Regions from separate parts of the Homo sapiens genome. Here region 2 is linked to region 1. The links are chromatin loops, found by intact Hi-C in ENCODE. Cell type or tissue: A673. All regions are shown on one strand. Each heading gives the region's core, and the rest is flanking DNA. Links, peaks and the distances in the headings are about the cores only. Region 1 has its middle 63 kb from the start of PSMD7-DT. Region 2 holds the start of LOC124903722 (a long non-coding RNA gene).

Evidence for each region. Hi-C counts contacts between places; a loop is a spot of excess contacts. Peaks named below come from ENCODE experiments on the same cell type or tissue, not always from the same donor. Only the 100,000 strongest peaks of a DNase experiment are listed, where the experiment ranks them.
Region 2: it touches region 1 in a loop (3-fold over the local background); 2 of 110 quality-filtered maps call a loop at or near these places.

What each region holds. Positions count from the first base shown.
Region 1 is chr16:74,144,950-74,160,975 of GRCh38, reverse strand. No RefSeq gene overlaps it. Among named protein-coding and RNA genes, the nearest start is that of PSMD7-DT, 63 kb to the left of the region's middle. In A673, for the core only: no CTCF peak of the experiment used is centred there; no DNase peak of the experiment used is centred there.
Region 2 is chr16:74,095,992-74,112,017 of GRCh38, reverse strand. LOC124903722 (a long non-coding RNA gene) reads left to right here and starts at 8,180. Exons shown (of 2, transcript XR_007065119.1): 1 at 8,180-8,221; 2 at 8,666-8,936. RefSeq lists a silencer at 2,741-2,941. In A673, for the core only: CTCF peaks have their summits at 3,863, 4,063 (motif pointing right) and 7,797; a DNase peak (open chromatin) is centred at 4,047; H3K4me3 peaks cover 604 bases.

The DNA.
Region 1 (16,026 bases), core at 4,674-12,673:
CCAGTGTTGCAGATGAAATGTCTGATGTCAGCCTCATTTCTTTTTTCTTTATTTGTAACTTGCACATACTGTCTTGAAAATTGTCATATTTTCTTTTTATCCTTGGAGTTCAGAAATTTTTCAGGATGCCTGAGTGTGTGTTTCTTCTTACTCTTACCTGAAACTACACAACCCTTTTCCCTCGGTAGGCTTTAGCTCAGGGACAGTTTTTCATGTTATTTAATTATTGCCTCTCCTCTACAGTTTTACTCTTCTCCTTGTGTAACTGCTATTATTCACCTCCTGGATTTCCAGTGTCTATTTCCCCAGGCCTTGGATCTTTTCCTTTTTGATGCTAATCTCTGTTTTTATCTAGATTTTAAAATATTTCTTCTGTTTTAACTGATATGCCATTATTTCAGGGCTCAACAGTGACTATTTACCCTTCCATTAATGTAATTATTATTTATGTAATCTTAATGTGCTGCAGGGCTTTCTAGGCTTATTACTAAAAGATAAAACTAGAAAGAAAAGTCCAGTTGTGGTGGCTCACGCCTGTAATCCCAGCACTTTGAGAGGCTGAGGTGGGCGTATCACCTGAGGCTGGGAGTTCGAGACCAGCCTGACCAACATGGAGAAACCCTGTCTCTACTAAAAATACAAAATTAGCCAGGCATGGTGGTGCATGCCTGTAATCCCAGTTACTCGGGAGGCTGAGGCAGGAGAATCACTTGAACCCAGGAGATGGAGGTTGTAGTGAGCCAAGATCATGCCATTGCACTCCAGCCTAGGCAACAAGAGTGAAACTCTGTCTCAAGAAAAAAAAAAAAAAAACTAGAAAGAAAATTACTGGTAGCTTTGTCTATATAAAACAAGGACAAAAAATAAATTCATAAAATAACTGTAATACATGTGCCAAAGTGCTAGTATTCTATATATGAAGTTTTTACAAATCAAGAAGATAACCATATCAATTGAAAAAATATATTAGCAGAAAATATACTGAAGAAGAAATGCATATAACCAGTAAATTTCTGAAAACATTTTTAACCTCACTAGTAGTCAAAGAAATGCAAATTCAAATAACTTTCTATAAAATGACAATATTTTAAAAAGATTATTGTCATTAATTATGAAGAGTAATATAGATACTCTCCTATTGTGTGAGGATATATTTGGTTACAAGTAATAGAAAGCCCAGTTCGAATAACTTAATAAATGAGATTTATTGGCTCTTGTTATTTGAATTCCAGAGGATTGGTTTGTTTCAGGGACTCAGCAATACTATCTAGAACCTAGTTTCTTTTTCTTTCTCCTCTCTGCTTTCTAAAGTGTTGGCTTCATCCTAAGACTGGCTTCTCATTGCTGTCACCAGAAGATAGATTATCAACATTTCCTGAGACTCTCTGCTTCTTACTTGCAGGGTAAATGAGAGGGTTATTCTGGAAGCTTTCTTAGAAGGGGAGCAGTTTCCTTTGACAGAATCCCAATTTCTTTTTTAGATCCTTTTGGCCCAACTTGAGGCATATACTCATCCCTGAAACAACAGCTCGATCCATGTGGTTACATTACTTAGCTAAGTCTTGAGCTACATCTCCCATCTGGGATCAAGAGTGGGACCACCTTCCCTCAAAGTGTTGTGCTGGATAGAAGAGGCGAAAATGCCTGCATAGAAAATCGGGGATGCTGTCAAGAGACAGACAAAAGATTTTGGGGAAGCACATAAGATGTCTACTATCCATGCATTGCTTCTGGACATAAAAATTGACATATACTTCCTGTTATGAAACTGGCAATAGGAATTAAAAACTTTAAAATGTGCTTATAATGTTATTCAGAAATTCAGTTTCTTGGAATTTATATCAGAGAAATAGTTATGGATATATAATACAATAATATCTGGCTATTATGTAACTGAAGCTGCATCATTTATAGTAACTAAACATTTGGAAATATTTAAATGTCTAACTGCATGGATTTGATGAAATTGTGTATTGAACAGTCAATATTCATACAATGAAATATTATTTAACAATGAAAAATGATGCTATTAAGAATATTTAAGGGCGTGGGAAAGAGTTCACTATGTGTTATTAGGTAGAAAAAGCAGGCTACAAAATCTATGATCTTTTTTTGGGGAAAAAGCATATATATTTATAGAAGCTATAGAAGAAAGAAGGCTATATAACAAAATATTAACAGTGGTAGGTTGGGTGGTAGAAATATATGCTTGCATATCTATATTTTCATACATTTCTTGCAATAAATCTTTAATATATTAATTTCTTCTTCTCCAATCTTTATGCGTCTTTTTCCTTATTGCACTGGCTAGAACTTTTAGTACAATATTGAAAAGATTTGGTAAGCGTGGACACCGTTGCCTTGTTCCTGATCTCAGGGAAAGAGAGTTACTGTTTCACAATTAAGTACAATGATAGGCATGGGTTTTGTAGATGTCCTTCATCAGATTGAGATAGTTCTTTTTTTACTTCTAATTTGCTGAAGTTTAATCATAAAGGGGTGTTGAATATTGTCAAATGATTTTTTAAACATCTCTTGAGATGATAGTATGATCTTTTTCTTATTCTATGAATGTGGCATATTACACTGATTGATTTTCAAAAGTTAATCAACCTTGAATTTATGAGATAGACCCTACTTGGTCATGGTGTATTACTGTTCTAATATATTGCTGAATTTAATTTGCTAACATGTTGTTAAACATTTTTTTAACCTGTGTTCATGAAGGATACTGATCTATATATTTTTAATTATAATATCTTTGTCAGGCTTCTGTGCTGCTATGTAAAACAAGTTGATAAGTATTCTCGTCTTCTCTATTTTCTGAAAGAGTTTATATAGGATTGATATTACATCTTCTTTAAACATTTGGTGGAATTCACCAGTGAAGCTATCTGGTTCGGAAGATTTTATAGTGAAGTTTTTGATTTTAAATTCAGTTTTTAAATAGATACCGGGTTATTTAGATTGTCAATTTCTTTTCATGTAAATTTTGGTAATATGTACTTGTCAAGGAATTTTTCATTTCATGTAAGTTGTTAAATTTATTGAAAGCTTATCATTTTAATATCTTTAGAATCTATAGTCACATTCCTGATATTGGTAACTTCTATTTCTTTTATTGATTAGTTTTGCTAGGGGTTTATCAACTTAATTAATTATTTTAAAGAACCAACTTTGATTTATTTATTTTTTCTACTAATTTGTCTGTTTTCTATTTCATTGATTTCCATTCTAATTTTTATTCTTTCCTTCCTCTTACTTACTGTGCATTCAATTTTCTCTATTTTGTTTTAGTTTCTCAAGATGGAGCTTAGATTATTGACGTTATACCTTTCTTTTTTTTATTATTATACTTTAAGTTCTAGGGTACATGTGCACAACATGCAGGTTTGTTACATATGTATACATGCGCCATGTTGGTGTGCTGTACCCATTAACTTGTCATTTACATTAGGTATATCTCCTAATGCTATCCCTCCCCCCTCCCCCACCCCACAGCAGGCCCCAGTGTGTGATGTTCTCCTTCCTGTGTCCAAGTGTTCTCATTGTTCAATTCCCACCTATGAGTGAGAACATGCGGTGTTTGGTTTTTTGTCCTTGCGATAGTTTGCTGAGAATGATGGTTTACCTTTCTTTTTAAAAAATTTTTTTATAAAAAAGCAGTTAAACTAAAAATTTCCCTGTAAGCACTGGTTAGGCTGTATCCCACAGTTTTGAAGTACTATGTTTCTATTATTTTCTCATCTTGTGATTTCTTCTTTGGTCATTTGTTATTTAAAAGTATACTGTTCAAATTCCAAATATTTGAGGGTATATTCTTGATAGCTACTCATAATTGATTTTTAATATAACACTTTTATGGTCAGAGAATATGCTCTGCATAATTTCAATCTTAAGATATTTATTGAGACTAGTTTTATGACTCAGCATGTCTGTTTTGGTGAATTTTCCTCGTGGACTTGAAAAGAATGTGTGTTCTGCTGATAACACTTTTATAATAAGAAATCCCATAAAATTATTTTAAGATCACTAATCCTGAGACATGTTTAAATTGACTGCTTTTTGACAGAATAGCAAAACAGTTAATATCTATCTTTAGCTCTCCCAGGGGGATTATTCTATTTTACTTGTTACCCAAAATTCCCTGTGCTGTGTTTACCCTTCTGTCAGTATGTCTTTCAGATCTTGTTTTTTCTTTCTTTCTTTCTTTTTTTTTTTTTTTTTTTTTGAGACGGAGTTTCGCTCTTGTTGCTTGGGCTGGAGTGCAATGGTGCGATCTTGGCTTACCGCAACCTCCGCCTCCTGGGTTCAAGTGATTCTCCTGCCTCAGCCTCCCGAGTAGCTGGGATTACAGGTGCCTGCCACCATGCCTGGCTAATTTTTGTATTTTTAGTAGAGACGGGGTTTCACCATGTTGGCCAGGCTGGTCTCAAACTTCTGACTTCAGGTGATCCATCCGCCTTGGCCTCCCAAAGTGCTGGAATTAAGGCGTTAGTCACCGCACCTGGCCCAGATCTTTTCTTGTATCTGTAAAAAATTATATTAGCATAAGTTGCTGGTGTAATTTATGATAACTACTTAAGATAACACTTTTTATATTTTTAAAAGTATATCTTAAATTCTTGTACTAAAGAAATAGAGTTATTACATCAGTATTTGAAGAATTCATGGACCCAAAGTGTCTCCTTCTATACTAAGTTATACAGAAATATCAGCTATGAAGCTGGTGCCCCATTCCCTGTTTTCATTCTCACATGTATGAGTGAATTAATGACGTGAAGGAAATAAGATTTAATCATCGAATTTTGGGCACACTGAACAGGTATATTAATGCTGGTAGGACTCTTGTATACCTCAGTCTGTATTAAACTTTTCTTGCAAACAGAACAAATGCTCTGTGATGGCAGTGAGCCTGTTTCACATGAGGAAGTATAAGGGGCCAGTAAGGTGGGAGTATGGAGAATAAAAGGAGATGGATAAGAAAGGCAGGACTGAACTCAGAGGGCTTTGTTGGTTTGTTGAGGATGTTGATCTTTATCCTAGCAGCAGAGAGACACCATAGAAGGGATTTAAGCAGGGAGATCATGTGCTTCAGAAAGACCCCTCTGGATACATGACGGAACATTGAATGGATTCAAGAGGGAAAGTAAGAAGAAATTGGGAAATGATTGCTAGTTTCTAGGCAAGAGATAATGGCAGATTGGATTATGGAGGTGATGGTGGAGGTGGAGAGAAGTTGAGTTGGTGTGTGTGTCTCCTTCCACCGCTGCCCATCCGCGTCTCCTTAATCTACTGTAGGACCCAGGCAAAAAGAAGATCAGGAGATATCCCTAAGAGGAAGGCCAATAAAAGTGAAGAAAAGGCTAACCTATAACAAACTTCAAATACTCAGAGGTTCTTAGGATAGTACTCGCAGGAAGTAAACCATGCTTAGTTTCAGTAAGTGCTAAATCTCTTATGGATTACATGCATGTTTAGCTTAACAGATGCGTCAGTAAAGCTCAGTCTCACACTCCTGTAAGGGTACAGGAAGCCATCTGTTCAACAGTAATTTTAAATGTAGAATCCTGAGGCAATTAATATGAAAGAACAGGTAGTAGTCTTTGATTGATATTTTTAATGCAACCCATTAAAAATACTGGGTAAAACAGAGTGATAAATGGCATTATTATTGTATCTCTGTAGGTTGTAAGGCCAATGCTTTACATTCATATGTTTCTTAATTAACACAGCTGTTTCCAACTTTCCATTTCTGTCTTTTATGTATAATTTCAAACAAACAAACTATAGTGGCTCCAGCATGTTTTACTGTCTTTCTCTAAGAATAAGTAAAAGAAAAATGTACACAAACAAAGATATCCTTTGGTGTTAGATCCCAGCAGCACAGCATCATGACATCTACCTATAATGTATCCAACAAAGATCAAGAGGAAAAGCCAAAATGTGTGTATTTGTATGTGGAGGTTTTTTCCTTGCAGATGGACAACATTATTAACAACCCCATACGAAGAGGATTTTGAGTGAGTGATTCTGAGTGAATAGAAAATAGAAGCCATTAAAAGAATAAAAGGACAGAGAGTCATTTCTTGAAAAGGACACAAAACATTTATATTATGCTTAGTATTTTTTTGTTCTTGGCAAAGTATTTTTTTTTTTTTAGAATCATTTCCTACTGAGTTCAAGTAATTCTTTATACCTTTTCTGTGATTTCTGTGACTTTAATTATGTTCTCTGCCTAAAATGACAATTTCATCCATTACCCATATAATTGTTATTTTCTGATAGGTTTCCATTTTTAGGTTAATTCTCCAGATATCCTATTTATCAAATTGTGTGGGGGAGGGCAGGAGAATGAGGTCTTTGTCATTTTTTTTCTCTTTCTGTCTCAGTCATGTATGTTTTACCTGGTGGTTACATAGTCTTTTACTTTATTTTGTGGCATGTAGTTTTGTCCTTAATTAGAATAAAAGGTATTATCTAGATTTCCCTATATTGATAGAAAAATTATAGTTTATGTTTCTCTTTCTGTTATGTCCTTGGTCTGCTACTCCTAATATTGTCATTCAGTTGAGTTGACTTGAATGGTTATAATCCACAGAAATATAATTAATGTCAGTGATGTTTCCAACACATTGTCATTCTGAAGAAAACATTAAGTTTTTTTAAAGGCATGTGATTATATGAAGGATGATCTCCAAATATTCTGTATCTTAATAGAATATATAATCAGAGAATGCAAAATTCATCTGAAGTAATGACACTAAGCTGACAAATTGTCTGAGTACCTGTCTCTGGTTGGTGGGGCAGAATCAGCTCTGCAGGGTGGGCAGGCAAAGAAAAGAATAAAGGTTTTAGAGAAAACTAAGCTGGCTGATGGGAGAGCCATAGAAAGAGGCTGGCTGATGGATTGGCTATTTCCTGTAAAGCAGCAGGTGATGCTGAAATCAGGAGTGTGCATAGTAAGATTTCATCAGAAATCCAAGGTTCATAGGCCAAATAGATCATTGAATGAGTGAAGAAATCAGAGTCAGAGACCAAATTCCAAAGCATGGAACCAGGCTATGGAAACAGGTGGCAAAAGGCCACCTCCAGGCAAGTGGCCCTGGGTCACTTGGGTTATCCTAATACAGACATGAGTTCGTCTGGCCTACCTTGTCTTTTATTGGTTTGTTCAATGCCAGAAAGTACCTAGGGTGTTTAAAGGGTCAGAGACAAAGCTGAGGAATAACAAGGATGACTTTTCTAACAATAGATCTGATGAAGTACTGGACCAGCCAAGGGAATATCGGACAACTCCTTCCTAGACATTTGCTGAACAACTGACTTTAGATGAAGTCCTACTCATAGGTGGGAATTTGAATTACTAGCTTATTGACATTTCTTCTGGCTTCAAGAATTCTATGATTTTGTCTTTTATAGTATATTATTGGAGTATACAAGGTCAATTTCTTGTTCAGGAAGCCTATATTGAGCAGTCTTTTTAATAGAAGTACTCTTAAGCAGCTGTAAAAATATTAAATGCCCTCTGCTCTAGAACTGACAATCCTGTGTCATAGCAGTCTCAAATTACAATGTCCGTTCATTAGTAAGAATGGTATTACTTAAGCACACAAGTGGATTTTTCTTTCCCTTTCAGGTACAAGATAATGTTGGTCTAGCTACATTTATTTTTAATTTTTATTTCTATTTCAATATTTTTTGGGGGTACAGGTGGCTTTTTGTTACATGGATACATTCTTTAGCGGTATTTCTGAGATTTTACTGCACCTGTTGCCCAAGCAGTGTACACTGTACCCAATATGTAGAGTTTTATCCCTCACCCCCATCTCAACCTTCCCTTACCTGAGTCCCCAAAGTTCATTATGTCATTCTTATGCCTTTGCATCCTCATAGCTTAGCACGGTCTGGCTACATTTAAAAGGCATGGTATACTAGGTCCTTTGGTTTGTCATTTGACTTTAGAGGTGACAAATGGCAGTGTCTAAGCCTGCTTTCAGTTCTGACCACCTTCTGATAATTCACATTGGATGCCATGGGACCACCTTAGTATAATCACAGTTTTTTTCTTGAGATACATTACCAGGCAGTTATATGGGTATCTGCATTGATCAGTGGCCAGACCAGCTTCTACAATACAAGTAGTATCCTGTCAACTAAACATAAAAGCTTAAATGGGACTTTCGTAATTGCCAGGCACTGTGAGGTTTTGTAAGAAGGCAATGGAAAACCAGTGAAGAATTTCAAGTAAGGGACTCTATTTGTTTAACAAATATTAATAGCATCAGGCATTGTGCTAAGAACTGGGGATTCACAAGTGAAAGAGCAGACATAGTTCCTATTTTCAAAGAACCTATGTAGATAAGAAAAAAGGCAATTACAAAATAGTGTGATAGACGCTATAATGGGAAGAATTACAAGATGAGAATATTTAAGGAAGGAAAATAACATGGAATTAGATGGGGTGGGGGTGGTCAAGGAAGTCATCTTAGAAAAGGTGATATGTAAGACCAAGGAGCCAGATGACAAATAAGGAAGTGTGTCCCAGGCAAAGGATGAACATATACAAAGAGTCAGGGAGACAGAAGATGGAGCACTGTGAGAAGTGAAGATTATTGAGGGTAGTTGGAAGGTCAAGTGCTTTGATCAGAGTAGTCTATGTGGACTCACAAGTCAATACTCATAGGGTTTTCTAGCCTGAATTCATACTGTCTAAATGTGAAGAAACTGTAACCTAATCTAAGTATATATAAGTTAGGAGTAGATGACTAAAAGGCAAGTGTTCTAATGCTCTTGTGGTGTTTTTGGGAGGTAAATATATTGGCGAGCTTTTGACTTGGATAAGTTTTTGTACACCTCTTAAAGAATAAAAACAAAATATATAATTTTTAAATTAGTAGAGGAGAAAAATGGAAAGACAACAAACAAAAACCCAAAAGAATACAAAAAAATGGGGAGGGGAAGGGAGAAAAGACTACATAAATAGAAAACCTGAAATAAGATGGTAGATATAAATACAAATATGTCTGTAATTACATTAAGTGTAAATGGTCTAAATTTGAGGACAAAAGTTATCAGATTGAGTTAAAAAAGAACAAGCAAAATCCAACAATGTGTTATTGATAAGAAAGACATGTGAAACATAAGCAAATAGACTGAAAATAAAAGCATGGGAAATGGTATACCAGGAAAATTTGAAACGAAGGGAAGATTGTGTAGTTATATTAATATAAGATGAAATACATTTTAAGACAACTAATATTACTGAAGATAAAGAGGATCATTTTGTAACTATAAAGTGTCTTATTCACCAGGAAAATACAATAATTACAATTTTTATTGACCTAGTAACAAAGTCTCAAAATATATAGAGCAAAAATTGGAGAACTATAAGGAAAAGTAGATAAAACCACAATAATCTCTCTCAGAAATTGGTAGTTCAATTAGACAAAAATTCTGTAAGGGTATGGAAAATTTGATCGACACAATTAAACTTAACCTAATAGACATATGTAAAACACTCTACCCAACAACTCCAGAATACATATATTTTCAAATACATATGGAATATTTATACAAATTGACCATATTCTGGATCTTGAAGGAAGTCACAAAATATTTGAAGGCATTTAAATTATATAGTCTACATTCTCTGATCTCAATGTAATCCATAATAAAAAATAACTAAAATTACCTCGCATAAATTTATCAAAGTTTAATAAGAACCATTTTGGGTATTTCAAACAGGATGCAGGAAATGTGTTGCAAAGGTGTTGAAAGACCTGGAAAAACAAAATAGAATATATGGTTATACAAAATCGATGATTTATGTGCTTTTGGGATGCCACTGTCATGCCTTTGCTGCTACTGCCATCACTGCCAGAGTCACAGCCAGAAGCACTGGTAGAGGCCAGGAGAAAGTAGTTTCAGCCAGGAGAAAGTAGCTTCTTCCTTCCTCTGGCTTCCAGTCTCTTATTAGTGCCTCTCACTGGCAGACCCAACAGGAGGACAGCTGGAAAGGGAGTCTGGGAAGTGTAATTGCAGGCTTCCAGTCCTGGCATTAGAAAGAACATGGCTGAAGAGCAAATGCAGGACAGTAGACACTGTTCAGCACAATCCACTCCTTTGGCTATTCAGCACCCATATATACACTCTTATATTTAAAACAACAATAAAAATAACATTATGCTTCTGACTTACAGTGTGCAAATATCTTTTATACAAAGATGCAGCCGCTTTCTCCCTAAAATGGAAGTATGTGATCCTATTACTGGATCCATCTCAGAATGTTGTTAATTTTTCTTCTGATTCAGTAACAATTCCTCCTGGATATTCTGTAACATAAAGACTAAATTGTAAATTTAGCCACTTAACATGAAATAAAATGATGCGGAAAGGGAGGTAGATGTGGGCAGGATGGGGGGGGCAGATGAATATATGCAAATATGTAGATACAAGTAAGGAAAATATGCTTGGGTGTTATAATGTAATTATAGAAATCAATAACTAAATGTAATGAAACTAAATGTATAATGTATAATAACTAAGTATATAATGTAATTTAGAAATCAACAACTAAAATGAAACTGGAAAAATCAGAAAAAGCTTGTGTTAGGAAATGAAAAAATAACAGTTAAAGATTCAATAAATGAATTACAATGAGAATTAGAAAATACTTAGAACTGATTTATAATAAAAATATTAAATGTCAAATCTGGTAGAAGACAGCTAAAGCAGAACTTAGAGGGAATTTTATGACATTGAAAGCTACAACAGAAAAGAAGGAAGGATAAAAATTAATGCAACAAGCTTCCTCCTTAATTAAATGCAAAGAAAGTAGAAGGAAGAAAGTAATAAGTGTAAAAACAGAAATCAATACAATAGAAATTAAGCTTTTAATAAAGATAATCTACAAAGCTAAGTAAGTTATTTGAAAAGACTAATATAATTGACAACCCCCTAGTGATATTGATCAAAGAATAGTAATCATTATCATGACTGAAAAAACCTTAATTATTGGTGTTCTGGATATTACAATGACAAAAGATTATAATGATAAATTTCAAGCTGTAACTTTGTGTATTAGTCCCCATTCTTATGCTGCTATGAAGAAATACCCAAGACTGAGTAATTTATAAAGTAAAGAGATTTAATTGACTCACAGTTCTGCATGGCTGGGGAAACTTCAGGAAACTTACAATCATGGCTTAAGGCACCTCTTCACAGGTTGGCAGGAGAATGATTGCAAGCAGGGGAAATGCCAGACAATGCTTATAAAACCATCAGATCTCATGAGACTCACTCACTGCCATGAGAACAGCATGGGGGAAACTGCCCCCATGATCTCAATACCTCCACCTGGTCCTGCTGTTGACATGGAGATTATGAGGATTCCAGTCGAAGGTGAGATTTGGGTGGGGACACAGAGCCAAACCATATCACTTTGAAAGTTGTTAAGAAATGGACAAAATCTTAGAAAAATACAGTGGACCCAAATTGACTCAAGAACAAATAGAAAACCCAAGCAATAACAAAATCATTAAAACAATTACTCCATAGTCAAAAATATTTCCACAAACCCCCTCCAATCCCAGCAAAATCAATCATTCAAGAAAAAAATTCAAAATTCACTATATTCCAGAGCATAGAATACAAATTAGCATGTCTTTGATACCAAAACCTGAAACAGATAATAGAAGAAAGAATTGTAGACCAATATTATAATGAAATACATGGGAAAATCCTGTGCAAAATATTAGCAAACCCAAAAGAGTAATATATATATAAAGGGTAAAGAATCATGAGCAAACTGTTCTTGTCACAGGAATATAAGGTTGGTTCTACTTTAGAAAATCAATTGTTATTTACCACATTAGTATATTAAAGATAAAAATCATATGATTACCTTAATAGATGCAAAGCATTGAATGAAACTCAATACAATTAGGAAATACTCTTAGCAAACTGATACAAGAAGGGAAATTCCTTAAACTGGTTAAGGGTTTCTAAAAAAAGAAGTACTTTCATACTTCTAGTAAAACTTTGACCTTATATTTGAGATTAGCGAAAGACAAGAATGTCACATGCACACGTATGTTTATTGCGGCAGTATTCACAATAGCAAAGACTTGGAACCAACCCAAATGTCCAACAATGATAGACTGGATTAAGAAAATGTGGCACATATACACCATGGAATACTATGCAGCCATAAAAAATGATGAGTTCATGTCCTTTGTAGGGACATGGATGATATTGGAAATCATCATTCTCAGTAAACTATCGCAAGAACAAAAAACCAAACACCGCATATTCTCACTCATAGGTGGGAACTGAACAATGAGATCACATGGACACAGGAAGGGGAATATCACACTCTGGGGACTGTTGTGGGGTGGGGGGAGAGGGGAGGGATAGCATCGGGAGATATACCTAATGCTAGATGACGAGTTAGTGGGTGCAGCACACCAGCATGGCACATGTATACATATGTAACTAACCTGCACAATGTGCACATGTACCCTAAAACTTAAAGTGTAATAATAAAAAAAAAGAAAGACAAGAATGTCCCTATAGTTACTTTATTCAACAATCTATTAAGGCCGGGTATGGTGGCTCACGCCTGTAATCCCAGCACTGTGGGAGAGGCAGGTGGATGGCTTGAGCTCAGGAGTTTGAGACCAGCCTGAGCAATATGGCGGAAACCCATTTCTACAAAAAATTAGCCAGGTGTGGTGGCATGTGCCTGTAGTCCCAGCTACTCGGGAGGCTGAGGTTGGAGGCTCTATTGAAGGTTCTCAAGTATAGCAAAGAAAAGCAAGGAATAAACGGTATCAGGAATGGATGGGAGGAAAGAAACCTGTTACTATTTACAAGTGATAGGATTATGTACAAAACACAAAGGAATCTGTGCATAATTTATTAGAATTAATAAGTGAGTTTAGAAAGGTAGTTAAATTAAAAAAAAATGTACAAAAATCAATTGCATTTCTACATGCCAGCAACAAACATTTAGAAAATGAATAAAAGCTGCTTGTAATAACTTAAGATATGAAACACTGAGGAAGAAATGTAACAAAACATATGCAAGACCTTTATGGAAAAAGTGTAAAATTTTATTGAGAGATATTAAAGCAGATCTAACTAAATAGATAAGTAAGCCCTGCTTCTGGATCAGAAGACTCAATATGGTAAAGATGTCGATTCTTCTATAATTGATTTAGATTCAATGTAATTCTGTTTAGAATTCATACAGGATTTATTTTTCTTTTGTGAAATTTGATAAGCTACTTATAAAGTATATATGGCAATGCAAGGGGCCGAAAACACCAGTATTCTTCATGAAAAAGACAGAATTCAGGAAGTTGCCTACCAAGATCAAGATTTCAAAGCTATAGTAATTGAGATGCTTTGGTGGTGTTATAGGCATAGAGCAGCAGGAGAGCAGAGGTAGCCCAGTTAGAGATCCACACATATGAGGGCCTTTGATACATGACAGATGTGATATTGCAGATTAGTGGAGGGCAGGATAAATGGTGCTGGGACATTGGAGTATGGATATGAAAATAAATTGGAATTGTACCTTTATCTTATACTATATGGAGAAATCAATATCAGGTGCATTACAGTTCTTAATGAGTCTTTAAGCTATAGTTTTTAAAGAATAAGACTTTCAGAAAATAACATAGGAGATTATTTTCATGACCCCGAGGTAGGGAAGGATTTCTTAAACATGAAACACAAACCCTAAGCATAAAGGAAGAGATTGATGACTGCTTATGTACCCCAAACCTCAGCATCATGCAATATACCCATGTAACAAATCTGTGCATGGCCCCCTGAATCTAAAATAAATGTTGAAATAAAAAAATTAAAAAAAATAAGAATTCATCCAAAGCTAGCACACAGAGAAAAAGAACAACAGCCACAGACACAAAGATCTATAAACTTGGAGAAGGTATTTTAATGCAGAATCTGTCAAAGAACGTGTATCCAGAAACTTTAGAGAAGCCCTATGTGATGCTGGAGCTGACATTTCACAAACCACATTTCCCAGACTTCTGAGCAACTGGTTTCTAGTTTGTTTCTGCAGATGGGGACCTGCTGGGAGGCTCAGGAGGAGGAGGGGGTGAAGTATTTCCTTTCTGTTTTCTTCCTCTTGCCACAGTTGGCACCTGCTTCCAGCTTCTTTCAGTACCTCCAGCCATGACTGCCCTTTGACTGTGATGCAGGGCAGGCAAGCCCCAAAACTGGGGCTTAGCCTAGGAGGGTTCATGGCTTCCCCCAGGAAAGAATTCAAGAGCAAGCCGGTGGTGTTAGACAGCAACTTTTATTGAAGCCACAGTGTGTATAGCAGTGACAGCAGAGGTACTGCTCCTTGCGGAGCAGGGCTACCCCATAGGCAGTTTGCCCAGAGTAGCAGCTCAGGGGCAGTTCTGCAGTCATATTTATACCCACTTTTAATTACATGCAAATTAATGGTGGATTTTGCAGACATTTCTAGAAAAGGTTGGTAACTTCCATGTCATTGGTTCATTGCTACAGAAAGGGGCAGTCACTTCCAAGTGTTGCCATGGCAATGGTAAATTGACAAGGCACACCAGTGGGCCTGTCTTATGGAGAGGTGCTTTCACCTCTACCCTGTTTTACCTAGTCCTAAATCTGGTCCAGTGTCTGAGCCCCACCTCCAGAGTCAAGTCCCATCTCCTACCTGAAATGGGCAAGAGGGTTCCTCTGCGCTGAGCCCTGAGCATTAAAGGGCCCTCCCCTCGGCCTCTTCTGACTGTGCTCCTAATGATGGGACAAGGTGTCTGCATGGCCAAAGGGGTGTGGCTACATGGAATCTGTCCTGCCTGCCCTCTGTTGTGGCCTGGGTAGCCTTGAACCATGACCATTCCCCATGCAAAGCACCCTGAGTTCCTCCTTTCAGGGGTGGTCCATGCTATCGTGCCTTAAGGGGTAGCTGTTTGTGTCTAATTGTGTGTGGTTGGGGGTGAATGGAGCTTGGATTTGTAGTCTTGGGTGATCACATGTACGCACTTGAGGCTCCTAATGGAGCAAGGTGATGCCTGGTGAGGAGGGGCTGGGACAGGGGTCTGAGCTGAGAGTACGGCTATCCCCAGGTGCTGCCACTTTCTGGCTAGGCACTTTGGGAGTCTGAGAAGTCTAAACAAATCTATGGCTTCTCACACTAACTGCAGTGAAAATCCAGTTAGTTTTTGAATTTTAAATTTGTTGTAGACTAGTGCTTTTGTTAAATACAATAAAAATAAATTATAAGAAAAGTGAAATTCCAAAAAGTATACAAGCAACATAACATGACTATCAAATAGGCATAAAAATTTCAAAACACCCTCAATTTCTACACTTATTTAGCATGGACTCATAATATAATTTTCAGACTTGCATTGCAAGAAGCACTTCACTCTAAGAATGCATACAGTATGTGTTTATTTCTATAAAGACTCAAAGTAGCCATATGGAACAATATGCTGTCTGGGTATAGACACACAGGTGGTAAAACAATAACCAAAACAAGAGTTAGGATAGATGTTACCTTCTGAGGGAGAGTAGGTGATTTGATGGTGGAGACACAGGAGTCCCTAAGTGGCCATGCTCTATTTCTTAATCTGAATAGAAAGAAGAGCAGCATTTTATTAGTATTCATTTTATTAGTATTTTAACTTGTTAACTCTGTATTGTAAGTCTATTGGAATTGTACCTTTATCTTATACTATATGCAGAAATCAATATCAGGTGCATTACAGTTCTTAATGAGTCTTTAAGCTATAGTTTTTAAAGAATAAGACTTTCAGAAAATAACATAGGAGGTGATTTTCATGACCCCAAGGTAGGGAAAGATTTCTTAAACATGAAACACAAACCCTAAAGGAAGAGATTGATGACTCCTAATGTACCCCAAACCTCAGCATCATGCAATATGCCCATGTAACAAATCTGTGCATGGCCCCCTGAATCTAAAATAAATGTTGAAATAAAAAAATGAAAAAAATAAGAATTCATCCA
Region 2 (16,026 bases), core at 3,299-11,298, 48 kb after region 1:
GGAGAGCTTATTTTTTAAAAAAGAGATTGCTGAAGTTTTCTTCTGCTGCTAGAAATAAGAATATAGATCCTCTTACATTGTTTCTCTTATAAATAATTCATAAGCCCATTTTCTTTTCTTTTCTTTTCTTTTCCCTTTTTCTGAGACAGGTCTTGCTCTGTTGCCCAGGCTGGTGTACAGTAATGTGATCATGGCTCACTGCAGCCTTGCCCTCCCAGGCTCAGGTGATCCTACCACCTCAGCCTCCGAAGTAGCAGAGACCACAAGTGCACACCATCATTATTTGTAGAGATAGGATATCCCTATGTTACCCAGGCTGGTCTTGAACTCCTAGGCTCCAGCAGTCCTCTAGCCTCAGCCTCCCAAAGTGCTGGGATTACAGGCATGAGTCATCATGCCTAACCAGCGATTTTTTTTCTTAGTGGAAAAAGATGTCCACTAATTCTCTAAGACTTTGTGTCTTTGTTCTATAGATGCACTTGGTAGATTTTCATAGGATTTTTGTGATCTTGCAACCCCAAAATGGGAAAAAAATATATTTTATATATATAATAAATATATAAAATATATATTTAAATATAATATAATATATAATATATTATATAATATATATTTTATATATTTATATAAAATTATAAATTAAAATTTATATATTATATATTATATATTTTATATAATATATAATATATAATATAATAATGTTATATATTATATAATATATAATATATAATATAATAATGTTATATATTATATAATATATAATTAATTTTGTTATATATTATATAATATATAATATAATTTATTATATATTATATAATATATAATATAATTTATTATATATTATATAATATATAATAAATTATATCAATATATAATAAATTATATCAATATATAATAAAATAAATATATTATAAATTTATATAATATATTTTATATATTATATTAAAATATATTTTTATATATTTATAATATATATATTTTATATAATATATAGTATATAAAAATGTATTTATATATTAAATACATATTTATATGTAAATATATATAATTAAGTATACATTTATATGTAAATATATATAATTAATTATATATTTATATGTAAATATATATTAAATATATATTTACATATATGTAAATATATATTTAATATATATTTACATATAAATATATATTAAATATATATTTATATAATATATAATTAAATATATATAAATATATAATTAAATATATATTTATATGTAAATGTATAATTAAATATATATTTATATAATATATAATGAAATATATATTATATAATATATAATTAATTATATATTATATAATATATAATTAAATATATATTATATAATATATAATTAAATATATATTATATAATATATAATTAAATATATTTATATAATAAATATCTATAATTAAATATATATTTATATAATATATAACTAAATATATATTTATATAGTAAATATCTATAACTAAATATATATTTATATAATATCTATAACTAAATATATATTATATAATATCTATAACTAAATATATATTTATATAATATCTATAACTAAATATATATTTATATAATATCTATAACTAAACATATATTTATATAATAAAGATATATAACTAAACATATATTTATATAATAAAGATATACAACTAAACATATATTTATATAATAAAGATATATAACTAAATATGTCTTTATATAATAAAGATATATAACTAAATATGTCTTTATGTAATAAAGATATATAATAAAGGTATATAATTATATGTCTTTATGTAATAAAGGTATATAATTATATGTCTTTATGTAATAAAGGTATGTAATTATATGTCTTTATGTAATAAAGGTATGTAATTATATGTCTTTATGTAAGAAAGATATAATTATATGTCTTTATGTAAGAAAGATATAATTATATGTCTTTATGTAATAATTATATGTCTTTATGTAATAAAGAAATAATTATATGTCTTTATGTAATAAAGATATAATTATATGTCTTTATGTAATAAAGGTATATAATTATATGTCTTTATGTAATAAAGGTATATAATTATATACATGATATATAATTATATATTTATATAATAAAGATATATAATTATATATGACATATAATTATATATTTATATAATAGATATATAATTATATATCTATTATATAAATATATAATTATACATATCTATTATATAAATATATAATTATGTATATTTATTATATAAATATATAATTTATATATTTATATAATAAATATGTAATTAAATATATATTTATATAATAAATATATAAAATTAAATATATGTTTATATAATAAATATATAATTATATGTTTATATAATAAATATATAATTATATGTTTATATAATTATATATATTTATACAATAAATATAATTATATATGTTTATAAAATAAATATAATTATATATGTTTATACAATAAATTTAATTATATATGTTTATATAATAAATATATATATGTTTATATAATAAATATAATTATATGTTTATATAATAAATATAATTATATGTTTATATAATAAATATAATTATATATATTTATATACCCAATGGGAATTTTTTGGCTGCAAGCAACAGAAAGTTCAACTTAAACCAACTTAATTTAAAAAAATGAACGAATTGGCTCATATACCTAAAATGTCCATGGAGGCTTCAGGCACATTTGGTTCCAGGAATTTTGGTGGTGTCATCGGACTCAACTTATTCTCTTGCATCTTTATTTCCTTTCCTTTGTTTTCGTTTATTCTCAAGCAGGCTGCTACCTGTGTTGGCAAAGTGGTTCCCAGAAGCTCCAGGTTGATATGCCTTTCCCAGGAGAAGGAGAACATTTTTATCTTGGACTCTCTAGCAATGAACTAGGGATTAGTTCTGATTAGACTTGTGGTATGGGCCATAACTGCTATTAGGGGGATGGGATAGCCTGATTGACAAGGCCTGGATCATGTGCCTGCCCCTGGATCTGGATGTGAATTTGACTACTCCTGAACCATAGATACACAGGATTGGGCTGGGGGTAATTTCCAAAGGAAAACCTAGATGCAGAATGTGGGATAGGCAAAAACAGCAACTGTCTACCACAAATGGCAACTCAGAAGAATCAGATGACTTTTTTGGGGCATGGAAGACCTGCTCTCTATATAAAGAAAAGCAGTGTATATAGGAAGGCTGGGTCTTTTTAGTCCTAGCATTGCCTTATGGAGTAGTCAGAATTGGCCCAAATTATGAGATATTTTAAGCTTGATAATTTAATATATTAAAAATAATGACTCTATATTCAAATATTTAATTTTTGCTCCAGAATATGAAAATAATTCTCATTTATTTACAATTCAAGAAGAAATGATTAGCCACACTCCAAATCTGGAAATGTGACTTACTGACATGTTATACGATGGTGACTCTCTCCTTTTCTTTTTCTTTTCTTTTCTTTCTTTCTTTTTTTTCAGGGTCTTGCTCTGTCCCCCAGGCTGGAGAACGGTGGCGTGATTATGGCTCACTGCAGCTTTGACCTCCTGGGCTCAAGAGATCCTCCTATCTCAGCCTCCTGAGTGGTTGAGATCACAGGTGTGCACCAGCACGCCTGGCTAATTTTAAGATTTTTTGTAGAGACAGGGTCTCCCTGTGTTGCCCAGGCTGCTCTTGAACACCTGAGCTCAAGCGAATCTCTCGCCTCGGCCTCCCAAATTGTTGAGATTGCTGTTAAGTAGAAAAGTCTTTAAGGCAGAGAACTTTACTCCCCCGAAATAATCTGTGCTTCTTAGAAGCAAAATTTCTGTTTGCTTCTATTTGACGTTGAACCGAAGAAGGTGAGCCCTTTATGGAGAGGGAAAATACTGGCATTTGCAAATTAAGCTGCTGAGAGCTGTCCTTAAAGTTCATTTGGGAATGCAATTTCCTCATAATAGTGTCTTGGCACATAAACGTGTCGAGACTGACTCACGGATTTGGAAGTTGATTTTTATTTGAGGAGGTGGAAGTGAAAGGAAAGACGAGCTAGTAATGACCCTGTTATCCCTCCCCCACCAGCAGGGGGAGGTAGGATTGCGCTTGCTGTTGTTAGCCATGCAGGCAAGAAATCTGGCTTCTGGACGTTAGGAAGCATTTCTGATCGTTAGGTAGCAACTGCTCTACTTACCGAGGAGGAAATTTCCAGGTGCAGAGGCCTGCAAGAATGAGGGAGGGAAGTTCTGCCAGTAGATTAGAACCATGTAATCCCAGCATGTTGGACGCACAGGGATTTTTGAGATCATCTGGTCTGACCTGTCATCTCATGCAAGAAGAGAGTGGACTTTTTAGAGGTGACATGACTTGTGCAGACTAGTTTTTGGTCTATATGAGTGGTAGATGGCAAAATGGGAAAGGCATGAATGACCCTTGGAGTGAGAGAGAACAGTGTGTAGTTTCCAGTTTTCTCACTCGCTAAGCATGCAGGCTTGAGCTGGTTGCTCAGCATCCAGGTGCTTTTTGTTTGTTTGTTTGTTTTGAGACAGAGTTTCGCACTGTTGCCCAGGCTGGTGTGCAGTGGCGTGATCTCGGCTTGCAGCAACCTCCGCCTCCCAGGTTCAAGCGAGTTTCCTGCCTCAGCCTCCCGAGTAGCTAGGATTACAGGTGCCCGCCACCACTCCCGGCTAATTTTTTTGTAGTTTTAGTAGACATGGGGTTTCACTATGTTGGCCAGGCTGTTCTCAAACTCCTGACCTTGTGATCCGCTCACTTCGGCCTCCCAAAGTGCTGGGATTACAGGCGTGAGTCACCGCGCCCGGCCCCAAGTGCTTCTTACATAACATTGTAGAGTGGGGCGTTAACTGGAATAATGGAGGGGAAGCAGCTACTGGATTGCCTGCACATAGTGTGTGCACTCAGTAACTTCTAATAGCTTCCCCCATGCTGGGAATATCTGACTTCCCTTTGTTGAAATTATTTCATTCCCATCTTAAAGTGCTCTTGTGAACCTTCACTTCATAAAACCCAGCACAATGCCATTGATCAGTGCCAACAATTCACTCATTTTGTTGATTTTGTGTTTTTGAAACCAACCCTTGGGCCAGGCGCAGTGGCTCACACCTGTAATCCCAGCACTTTGGGAGACTGAGGTGGGAGGATTGCTTGAAGCCAGGAGTTCGAGAACAGCCTGGACAACATGGTGAGACCTCATCTCTACAAAAAATAAAAAGATTAGACAGATGTTGTGTTGCACGCCTATAGTCCCAGCTACTTGGGAGGCCGAGATGGGAGGATCTCTGGAGCCCATGGATTTGAGGTTGTAGTGAGCCATGATTGTGCCACTGCACTCCAGCCTGGGCAACAGAGTGAGATCTTATCTCCAAAAAAATATTTCTTTAAAAAAAGAAACCAATCCTTCCCCATGAAGACAGGACAGGTCCGAGTTCATATTGACTTGGTAACATTAGGTGCTTTGTGTATTAAACAAATCCGTGCGCATGAGCATTTCACATTCCAAAATGGAGGTCAACACGCATATAAATACAGGTGTATACAGAGCTCGCCTGGGCTGTCGCCCACCTTTCACACTGCCCCTCTTACCCCGTCACCCTCCTGTGCCAGGTTCCTGCCACACGGGCCTTCGTGACCTTCCTCCAAAAGGTCAGACTAGCTTCTGTGCTATAGTCTGTGTCTGTGTTCCCTCTGCGGGGAAGGCACTGCTCCCATCCTGCTTGTCTCCTTCTTGTTATTCAGGTCCTTTTGGGGAGGTTTTTGCTGATCAGCCAATCTGAAAGCGACCCCTAGTCTTTTTCTATCACATCAACCTGTTCCATTTTCGATAGCACTTGTTACGTGTTTGTGTATTTATTGTGTAGTGTCTGTTTCCTCCCATTGGACTGTTCACTATGTAGTTAACATAGAGGACTGGACGCGGTGGTTCATGCGTGTAATCTCAGCACTTTGGGAGGCCGAGGCAGGCAGATCATTTGAGGCCAGGAGTTCGAGACAAGCCTGGCCAACATGGCAAAACCCCATCTCTACTAAAAAAAAAAAAAAAAAAAAAAAAAAAAAATTAGCTAGGCGTGGTGACAGGCACCTGTAATCCTGGCTACTTGGGAGGCTGAGGCAGAGAATCTCTTGAACCTGGGAGGCGGAGGCTGCAGTGAGCCGAGAGCACACCTCTGCACTCCAGCCTGGGTGACAGAGTGAGACTCCATCTCAAACAAAACAAAACAAACAAAAAAAATAGGGCCTTCATTTTTCTCATTTTCCACTGCATAACCAGTGTCTAAAGCAGTGCCCAGCACACAGGTAGGCCCTTAGTAAATTGCCATTGGATGAATGAAGGACTGAATTTGAACAAACCATGCGGACAGCAGCATACATTATGGGAAGAGACCTGGGCTGGCATTTCAAGCTACTTTCACTCCAGACTGCATGACCTTCAGAGAGAATTCCAGTTTTTGAATATCACTTTTCTGATAAAATAAAGAGGTTAAACTAGATCACATAAGGTTCCTTTCAGCTCTTTATTCTGCAGTTGTATGTTGGTTTTCTTCCGTGCTGAACAATCTAATAGGAATTTACTGTTACAAGTCAAGGTGGTTTTTAGGTGGCTTCTGTGTATCAAAGCACAAACTACATGCCAGGCAATGGCTGATGGCTCTGGAGAGTCAGACAATAGGTGAGAAGGCGGCATTATCTAAGAAAGAAGGAATCGCTTTAGGTAGGGTGAAGTATTCCACTGCCAGTGGAAGATGTGTCTATCCATAAACACTAAGGAATCTTTTTGATAAATGGTAGAAGGCTAATTGCAATTAAAACAAAATTGCCCTTCCAGGCAGGGCACGGTGGCTCACGCCTGTAATCCCAGCACTTTGGGAGGCTGACGGGGTTGGGTCACGAGGTCAGGAGTTCGAGATCAGCCTGACCAACATGGTGAAGCCCTGTCTCTACTAAAAATACAAAGATTAGCTGGGCGTGGTGGTGCACACCTGTAATCCCACCTACTCAGGAGGCTGAGGCAGGAGAATTGCTTGAATCTGGGAGGCGGAGTTTACAGTGAGCTGAGATTGTGCCACTGCACTCCAGCCTGGGCGACAGAGCAAGACTCTGTCTCAAAACAAAAAACAACTAAAAAAAAAAAAAACATAATTGCCAAACCAAATTATTCCTACTGGCCAAGTGCCGTGGCTCACACCTGTGATCCCAGCACTTTGGGAGGCCGATCCATGCAGATCACTTGAGGTTAGGAGTTTGAGAACAGCCTGGCCAACATGGTGAAACCCTGTCTCTACTAATAATACAAAAATTAGCCAGGCGAGGTGGCGTCCACCTGTAATTCCAGCTAGTTGGGAGGCTGAGGCATGACAATCTCTTGAACCTGGGAGGCGCAGGTTGTAGTGAGCCGAGATCCTGCCACTGCACTCCAGCCTGGGCAACAGGGTGAAACGTGTTTCAAAAAACAAACAAAAACTCACAAATATTCCTGCCTATGTAATTTTAGGGAGAGTTATGTAAAATTAACGTTTAAGCCTCTCCTTTTGTGATTTCCTTTATTAACAAACAATAACAATTTGCAGAATTGCTTTCCTTTCTCCATACCATTTTACCTTTCAGAATAGGATGTGTTAAATCAAGTATAGCCTACAGCTGCCTCCTTATATATTTTAAGTTCTTATATATTTTAAGTTTGGCTTAACTGAGTTATGGCCAAAGGGGGACAAGTGTTCAAACTGTGTTCAAATCAGGCAACGGCTGAGCTGAAACCAATCTGGCTGTGTTTGTCCCTCACTTCCATTTTCCGGACATCACTTTCCTTTTTCTGTCTATAAATATTCTCCCACCACATGGCTGTGCTAGAGTCTCTCTGAGCCTACTCTTGCTCAGGAGGCTGCCTGATTTGTGTCTGGTTCTCTGCTCAGTTAAACTCTCTTAATTTAATTTGCTAAGATTTTTAGCAGGTGTATTGTTTAAATACTCTGTATTAGTTTCCTATTACTGCTTTAATAAATTACCACAAACTTAGGAGTTTAAAAGAATGCAAATTTATCTGTTAGCTCTGATGATAGGTCAGAAGTACAAAGAGGGCTCTCTCTGCCTGAGAGTAAGATCTCATGGGGCTGTGTTTTTTCTCTAGGCTCACTCTCTCACCTAGGCTGGAGTGCAGTGGTGTGATCCTGGCCTACTGCAACCTTGTTCTCCTGGGCTCAGGAGTTACTCCCATCTCAAATGCCCAAGTAGCTGGGACCACAGGTGTGTGCCACCATGCCCAGCTAATTTTTGTATTTTTAGTAGAGATGGGGTTTCACCATGTTTTCCAGGCTAGCCTTGAACTCCTGAGCTCAAACAATCTGCCCGCCTCAGCCTCCCAAAGTACTGGGATTACAGGCATGAGCCACTGCCCTTTCTCCATCTTCAGAGCCAGCAGCAGCCAGTGTTGGGGCTTAGAAAACAATACCCCAAAATATGGCACATGGGCATACTGAGTACTTTGAACACTAGGACATTGGAAGCCCTCAGAAGCAGGCTCAGAAACAAAGTCTCCTCTCTGACCTTCTCTTGTCCTCCTGTCACCCAACCCCTGTTCCCCCTCCAAAGTCTTAGAAACCAGAATTCCTCTTCCCCAAGGTAGATCCTAGTAATTAGAAACCCTCTCATTAAACCTAGTAATGTCACTCTCTGCTTTCTCCTTTGAAGATGCTCATTCCAGAGGGGTCCTGCCCCATACCCAAGAGGAAGGAATGCTACCCAGAGAGGCCAAGAAGAATCTGCATAGACAAGCCTTGTGTGTTCCCCACTTAGTCTATCACAATTAGATTCTTCTCTTTGTCCAGTCATGTTTCTACCTGGTTGCCATTCCTCATTGAACCTAAACATAAAATCAGTTTCCCCTTGGTGTTTAGGTCTTCATTTCTGATGGCTCCTGTGTCCTGTATAACTTTGATTAAATAAATTTATTATGCATTGATATGGTTTGGTATGTCTTCACCCAAATCTCTTCTTGAATTGTAGTTCCCATGATCCCCATGTGTCCTGGGAGGGACCAAGTGGGAGGTAACTGAATCATGGGGGCGGTTACCTCCATGCTAGTCTTGTGATAGTGAGTGAGTTCTCACAAGATCTGATGGTTTTATAAGGAGCTTTCCCTCCTTCTGCTTGGCACTTCTCCTTGCTGCTGCCATGTGAAGAAGGACATGTTTGCTTCCCCTTCCACCATGATTGTAAGTTTCCTGAGGCTTCCCCAGCCATGCTGAACCGTGAGTCAATTAAACCTCTTTCCTTTTTAATTACCCAGTCTTGGGTATGTCTTCATTAGCAGCACGAGAACAGATGAATATAGCATTTCTCTTGTTAACCTGTTTATTGTTATAAGAATGTTGGCTCTGACCTTTATAATGGATATGAAAAAGTATTGCACCTTTCTGTCTCTATACTGGTTAAGTCTTTCTCACATCATGTCCCTTTGATACCCACTCTCCTGCCTCCCTTTTCCACATTTAGAGACCCTTGTAATTACACTGCACCCACCTGGATAATCCAGGATTATCTCCTTATTTTAAGGTCAGCTGATTAGCAACCTTAATTCCATCTGCTACCTTAATTCCTCTGTGCCGTGCATTGTAACATCTTCACAGGTTCTGGGAAATAGGGCATGGACATTTTCTATTGTTCTGCCTATCACACATGCCTATAAGAAAAAGAGCAACCACTAAAGAAAAGCAGATTCTAAGGCATTTGCTGAAATGTAACAGTGTATGTATTAATATGTGAGAACAGCCACATTGCTGTTTTAATTAAGAAAAAAGGTGATAGTATCTACTTTGTTTTATTGAAGACCTACCACCATGGAAGGAAAAAATGTTCCTAGTACCTGGCTGAAAATACCACCAGTTGGGGATTTGTGTGCCAGATTTCAGAAAACATCCTGTAACTCTTTTGTTTGCCCATCAGCACTGTCTTCTGTGTGTGAAGTTGGTAGAAAGCAGACAGTCCCATTTACAGAGCTAGTTTGTCTATAGACCATGTTCACAAATGTAGTTTTGTTGAAACCCTTTTGTCCTGCAACTTTGGCTTCAAATGATTTCTTCAAGAATCTACAGCTATGACCAACTACACAATAGAAACCAATTATATTCCCCTGTGGAGCATCAGATGTAAATTTCTGCTTTGCCTACTTTATAGCAAGAAACACAGAGGAGGGAAAAGTTAACTTCTGGCCCTGATTCATCACTTTTATTGAAGTTAAATTCTTTTGTTTTAATGCACACTTGATTGAGCAAGCATTTATTGAGGCAGTTATGGTTTGTAGGAGAAAGAGACAGTTGAAGAAAGAACAAACGAATCTAATGTAAATCAAATACTTAGCCCTTTTATAGGAACTACAAAGCCTTAAATGTGTGTTCTTAACAGTAATTTTTACAAAACTCCAATAGGAAGCTTTGACAGTGATTGTTTCTGCAGGGAGATGGGTTTTTCCTTTCACATGCTAATCACCTGCTCCTGGTGATATTTCTCTCCTTGACTGCAGTCTTGGAATTGAATAATTTATGGAATGAATTTTGTTGTAAATTTACTGTGTCACAAGCAGGTTGTAATTTCACTAACAGTTCACTTAAGTTATTAAGTTAAAAAAAATGTGGTTGATAGGATAGTGCATTTGGAGGTCCCCCCAGCCCCCCAGGAAGTTCACATCTTATATATTTTCAAAACAGAGTACTTGCCTAATTTTTATTCAGAATCTGATATGAGAAAAGGAGGTACACATTAACATAAGTAGAATTGCATTTGCACACTATTGTTGAATTTTGGAAGTCGTAAACAAATTATTGAAGATTTTATAGAGACAGAAATAGCATTAAACCCACGGTGCTGTGGCGCTGCTGCCATTGTCTTCTGAGTAATTGTCCCCAGCTTGCTGATGACAAATGAAGAGTCGGTGGTGTGAAGGTGAAAATGCCCCTGGGAGGGAGAAAAGCCACATTAATCCCTTTAAATGTTGCTTCAACTTTGAGGTTAAGATAATGGCAAATTATCAGTCTCCCAAATCTTATCCGATCCAAATGGACTACAAGGAGAATAAAAACAAAAAAATCTTTAAAAATCTCTCACAGGGGTATCTGATTGGCTCCATCTACATTCACTGTGTTCCCAGGGCTTCCCTTTTAATGGCTGTTCTGCTGTGATAAGAGGCAACATTTGGCCACTGCAGAAACCTCTGCATAGTTTCTGCCCCAGATCCTTCAGCATTCAGCAAACATGCATTTAAGGCCTCCTGTTATTTACATTGAAATTTTTCTATTGACCCTGCCAGTGTGAATGAATTTCAAACAAGTCGTTTCTTTCTCTGTATAGATTATTTCCCTAGGTTCCTGGTAGGGGTTACTTTTAATTCCTCTGGGAGTTCCCTCTATTCTTGTTAGCACCCTGAGGATTTGCTTTCTGTGTTCCACCCTGGTGCCTCATGTGTGGCCCCCTCTTCCTGCACCCAGCCCTGGGTATTCCAACTCCTGCGCAGGGGATGCTGGGTAATAGCCACTATTCTTGAACAGGAATACTTTTTAGGCCTTCAGAATAGACATTTTCACCATCTGTTACATAGAATCTAGAAATGTGATGAGAAAACAGGTTGTAATTAACCAAAAAATGCTTAAGACTCTGGGTGTCTTAATGCATTGAGTTGAGGAAATATCCTCTCAAATTACATGAAAAGAAAGACAGCTTTTACAATTTTTTTTTTAAATTAAATAGGCCTTATTTTTTGGAGCTGTTTTAGGCTTACAAAAAATTGAGGGGAAAGTACAGAGTTTCCATATGCCCCTCCTTTCCTTCCCCCCGTCTAGTTTCCCCTGTTAACATCTTGCGTTAGTATGGTACATTTATTGCAATTGATGAGGCAATGTTGATCCACCGTTAATTAACTCAAGTCCATAGTTTACAGTAAGGTTCACTCCCGGTATTGTATATTCTGTGGTTTTCAGCAAGTGCATGACATGTATCTACCGTTACAGCATCACACAGAATAGTTTCACTGCCCTGCGCTCCATCTATTCATTCCTTTCTCGCCGCTAACCACTGATCTTATACTGTCACCATAGTTTTGCCTTTTCCAGAATGTCATATAGTTGGAATCATACAGTATGTTGCCTTTTCAGATTGGCTTCTTTTGTAAACATGATAGATTCATTGTGTGATGTACGTGACAAGTCAAGTCGCCGAAACACCAGGTTGCTGCAGAGAAAGAGGTTTCATTGGAGGGCCGCCGAATGAGGAGACAGGAGGAAATCTCAGAATCGTCTCCCAGAGGAGTCTGGGGCTAAGGTTTTTAAGGTTTTTGGAGTGGGCTGGAATGTGGCGATCATTGATTGGAAAGAGTCCATTATCTCATGGGACAGGGAGATGAAGAAACTATTCTCATGCTGATTCAGTTTCTCTATAAGGGGGCCACTGGAATTCGGAATCTGGAAACATGTTAAGCAATTCTTAAACAAAAGCCTTGTAATTCTAACATCAGAGATCTTATCTATAAGAACAATGGGGATGTATGTGGTCCGTATGTGGTACTACGTGACTTTTGGTTACAAGGGAGTGGAGCAAAGTGCAGCCTAATTAATGCTTAATTATAACGTATTTCTGTTCAGAATTCTTGTTAACCCTCTGAGGATGGCTTCATTTTCACTTAGCAATATGCATTAAGGGTACTCCATGTTTTTTCACGGCTTGATAGCTAATATCTTTCCATCGTTGAATAATTGGCTTGTGCTTTTTATTGTAGCTAACATTGTGTAATGTAGCAGAGGAAAATTAATTTTCTCTTTACACTTTATAGTTCTTAATTGGGAATGGGAGGGCAAAAAGGTGTGATGCCTTTTCTCATCCATCGTAAGGGTTACGGCCAGCACTCCTATAACAAAAGACAGGTTAACAAGATAAACACATAACACACTTATTTAATCAAAGTCTTACAGGACACAGGAGCCTTGAGAAATGAAGATCCAAACACCCAGAGAAGACTGTTTTTATGCATAGGCACAGTGAAGAATTGACAGCCATGTAGAAATGTGATTGCGTCAAAAGAGAATGATCTAATATTGTGATAGATTCTGCTGGGGAAACCCAGCGAGGCCTGTCTATTCGGATTCTTCTTGACCTCTCTGGGTAGCGTTCCTTCCTTTCAGGTGTGGGGCAGGACCCTCTGGAATTGTTACCAGAAAGGGGTCCTGATCCAGACCCCAAGAGGGGGTTCTTGGATCTCGCACAAGAAACAATTAAGGGTGAGTCCATTGAGTAAAGTGAAAGCAAGTTTATTAAGAAAGTAAATAAATAAACCGAGTGCAGTGGCTCACGCTTGAATCCCAGCACTTTGGGAGGCCGAGGCAGGTGGATCACGAGGTCAGGAGATCGAGACCATCCTGACTAACACAGTGAAAACCCGTCTCTACTAAAACATACAAAAAATTAGCCAGGCGTGGTGGCGGGTACCTGTAGTTCCAGCTACTCGGGAGGCTGAGGCAGGAGAATGGCTTGAACACGGGAGGCGGAGCTTGCAGTGAGCCGAGATCATGCCATTGCACTCCAGCCTGGGTGAAAGAGCGAGACTCCATCTCAAAGAAAAAAATAATAATAATAAAAATAAAAAAAGAAAGTAAATAAATAAAAGAATGGCTACTCCATAGACAGAGCAGCCCCAAAGGCTGCTGGTTGCCCATTTTTATGGTTATTTCTTGATGATATGCTAAGCAAGGAGTGGATTATTCATGCCTTCCCTTTTTAGACCATATAGGGTAACTTCCTGACGTTGCCATGGCATTTGTAAACTGTCATGGCGCTGGTGGGAGTGTAGCAGTGAGGATGACCAGAGGTCACCCTCGTCGCCATCTTGGTTTTGGTGGGTTTTAGCTGGGCTCTTTACTGCAGCCTGTTTTATCATCAAGGTCTTTAGGACCTGTACCTTGTGCCGACCTCCTGTCTCATCCTGTGACTTAGAATACCTTAACCATCTGGGAATGCAGCCCAGTAGGTCTCAACCTCATTTTACCCAGCCCCCACTCAAGATGGAGTTGCTCTGGTTCAAATGCCTCTAACAAAATGAGGGTCTTCAAGGGAGAAGGAGGAAGTCAGAGAATGACCTTTCTAGGTTGTATGGCTTACTCTGGAGAAGGTTTCTAATTTCTAGGATCTGCTTTGGGGAAGAGGAATTCTGGTTTGTAAGATCCACTTTGGGGAAGGCAGCGGGTTGGGAGACAGGAGGGCAAGAGAAGGTCAGAGAGTGACTTTGTTTCTGAGTCTGCTTCTGATGCCATTCAATCTCCTTCCGTTCAAAGCACCCAGCACACTAAAGGGTCATGCTTTGGGGTGTCATTTTCTAAGCCTCCAAAGTACTGTTTCCCATAACAGGCAGATAAATGAGAACAAAAACCCCCAGAAGTTTCATAACATGTATGTCTCATGCGTACATGGCAGATACCCAGAGAAATCTCCAAGTGCTGGCTTTGAATTCAGGCTTAAATACCATTGTCTGCTGAAACAAAGAAAGAGCAAAGAAAGAATGAGGAATGCCAGTTATGGGGAGGTGTCAGGAAAAACAGTGAACAGGGTAAGGTTTGTTCTGTAGATTTAAGTCCAGGTCTTCTCCATTGATATGAGTCTCTAGTGATTTAAGGTCATCCCTTTCTTCCTGGTACTGAGAGGGAGACAGCCTTACAAATAAAAATTTTCTTTATGGATGTAAATTACCTTACAAACGCGTAACTTCTACATGGTCCTTTCCAATGCATGTTACCATTGTGGGTAATTAGTTTTGGTCTTAATCTTGTATGATGAAAATTACAGTAGCTAACACATAGTGCTTCTCCTGTGGCTGCTGTTTCTCAAAATAATCCTGTTCCGAAGAGGCATGTTTTAGGGTGACCTATTCTCGTCTCCTACAGTCAGGTTTTGGAGCAGCATATTCTGGTCTCCTGGAATGGGAACACAGACTTTTGGATATGGCAGCAAAAGTAAGAGGAGTTGCCTTTCACTGTCGTGGGTCCAGCTGGCATCTTGTATTTTCTTTTCTACCACTGATAACCTAATAGGGTTAAGTCCCCTGTGTAATGCATGACCACAAAATAATGAGGCTAATGTAACAATCCACATGGGAAAATCAGGTTCATTAATTTGATCACATTTCATATATTCCTCTTAGCATTTTTCCTTGTTAATTATAAATGGCATACAGTATCTAGTCTCTTGCTCTCTAAGAAAAAGAGACTTATGGTTAATGCTGCAGGCATATATGTATCCAAACCAGCTCAGGGAAATTATAATCCCATGTGTCATAACTGTTTAATATCAGGCACATATTCAGTCTACAAATATATATATAGAGAGGGTCTTGCTGTGTCATCCAGGCTGGAGTGCAGTGGTGCGATCTTGGCTCACTGCAACCTCTGCCCCAAGGGTTCAAGCAATTCTCCTGCCTCAGCCTCCCAAGTAGCTAGGATTACAGGCACCCACCACCATACCCAGATAATTTTTGCATTTTTAGTAGAGATGGGGTTTCACCTTGTTGGCCAGGCTGGTCTCGAACTCTTGACCTCAAGTGATCCACCCACCTCGGCCTCCCAAAGTGCTGAGATTACAGGTGTGAGCCACTGCACTCGGCCTTCACAATTTTTTTTTTTTTTTTTTTAACACATATTGAGTATTAGGTGCCAATCTGTTTACTGTTTACTGGTGAACAAGTTGGAACTTATAACATTCTATTATAAACTACAAAGAGGCAATAGAACAAATAATTAACGTGATTTAGGTCCTTGCTATGGTCTGAATGGTTGCGTCTCCCCAAAATTCATACGTTTAAACCAAATCCCACATATGATAGTATTATGAGGTGAGGCTTGGCTGGGCATGGTGGCTCCTGCCTATAATTCTAGCACTTTGAGAGGTTGAGGTGGGAGGATTGCTTGAGTTTGGGAATTTGAGATCAGCCTGGGCAGCATAGCGAGACCTTGTCTCTACAAAAATTTAAAAAATGAGCTGGGCATGGTGGCATGTGGCTGTAGTCCCAGCTATTAGGG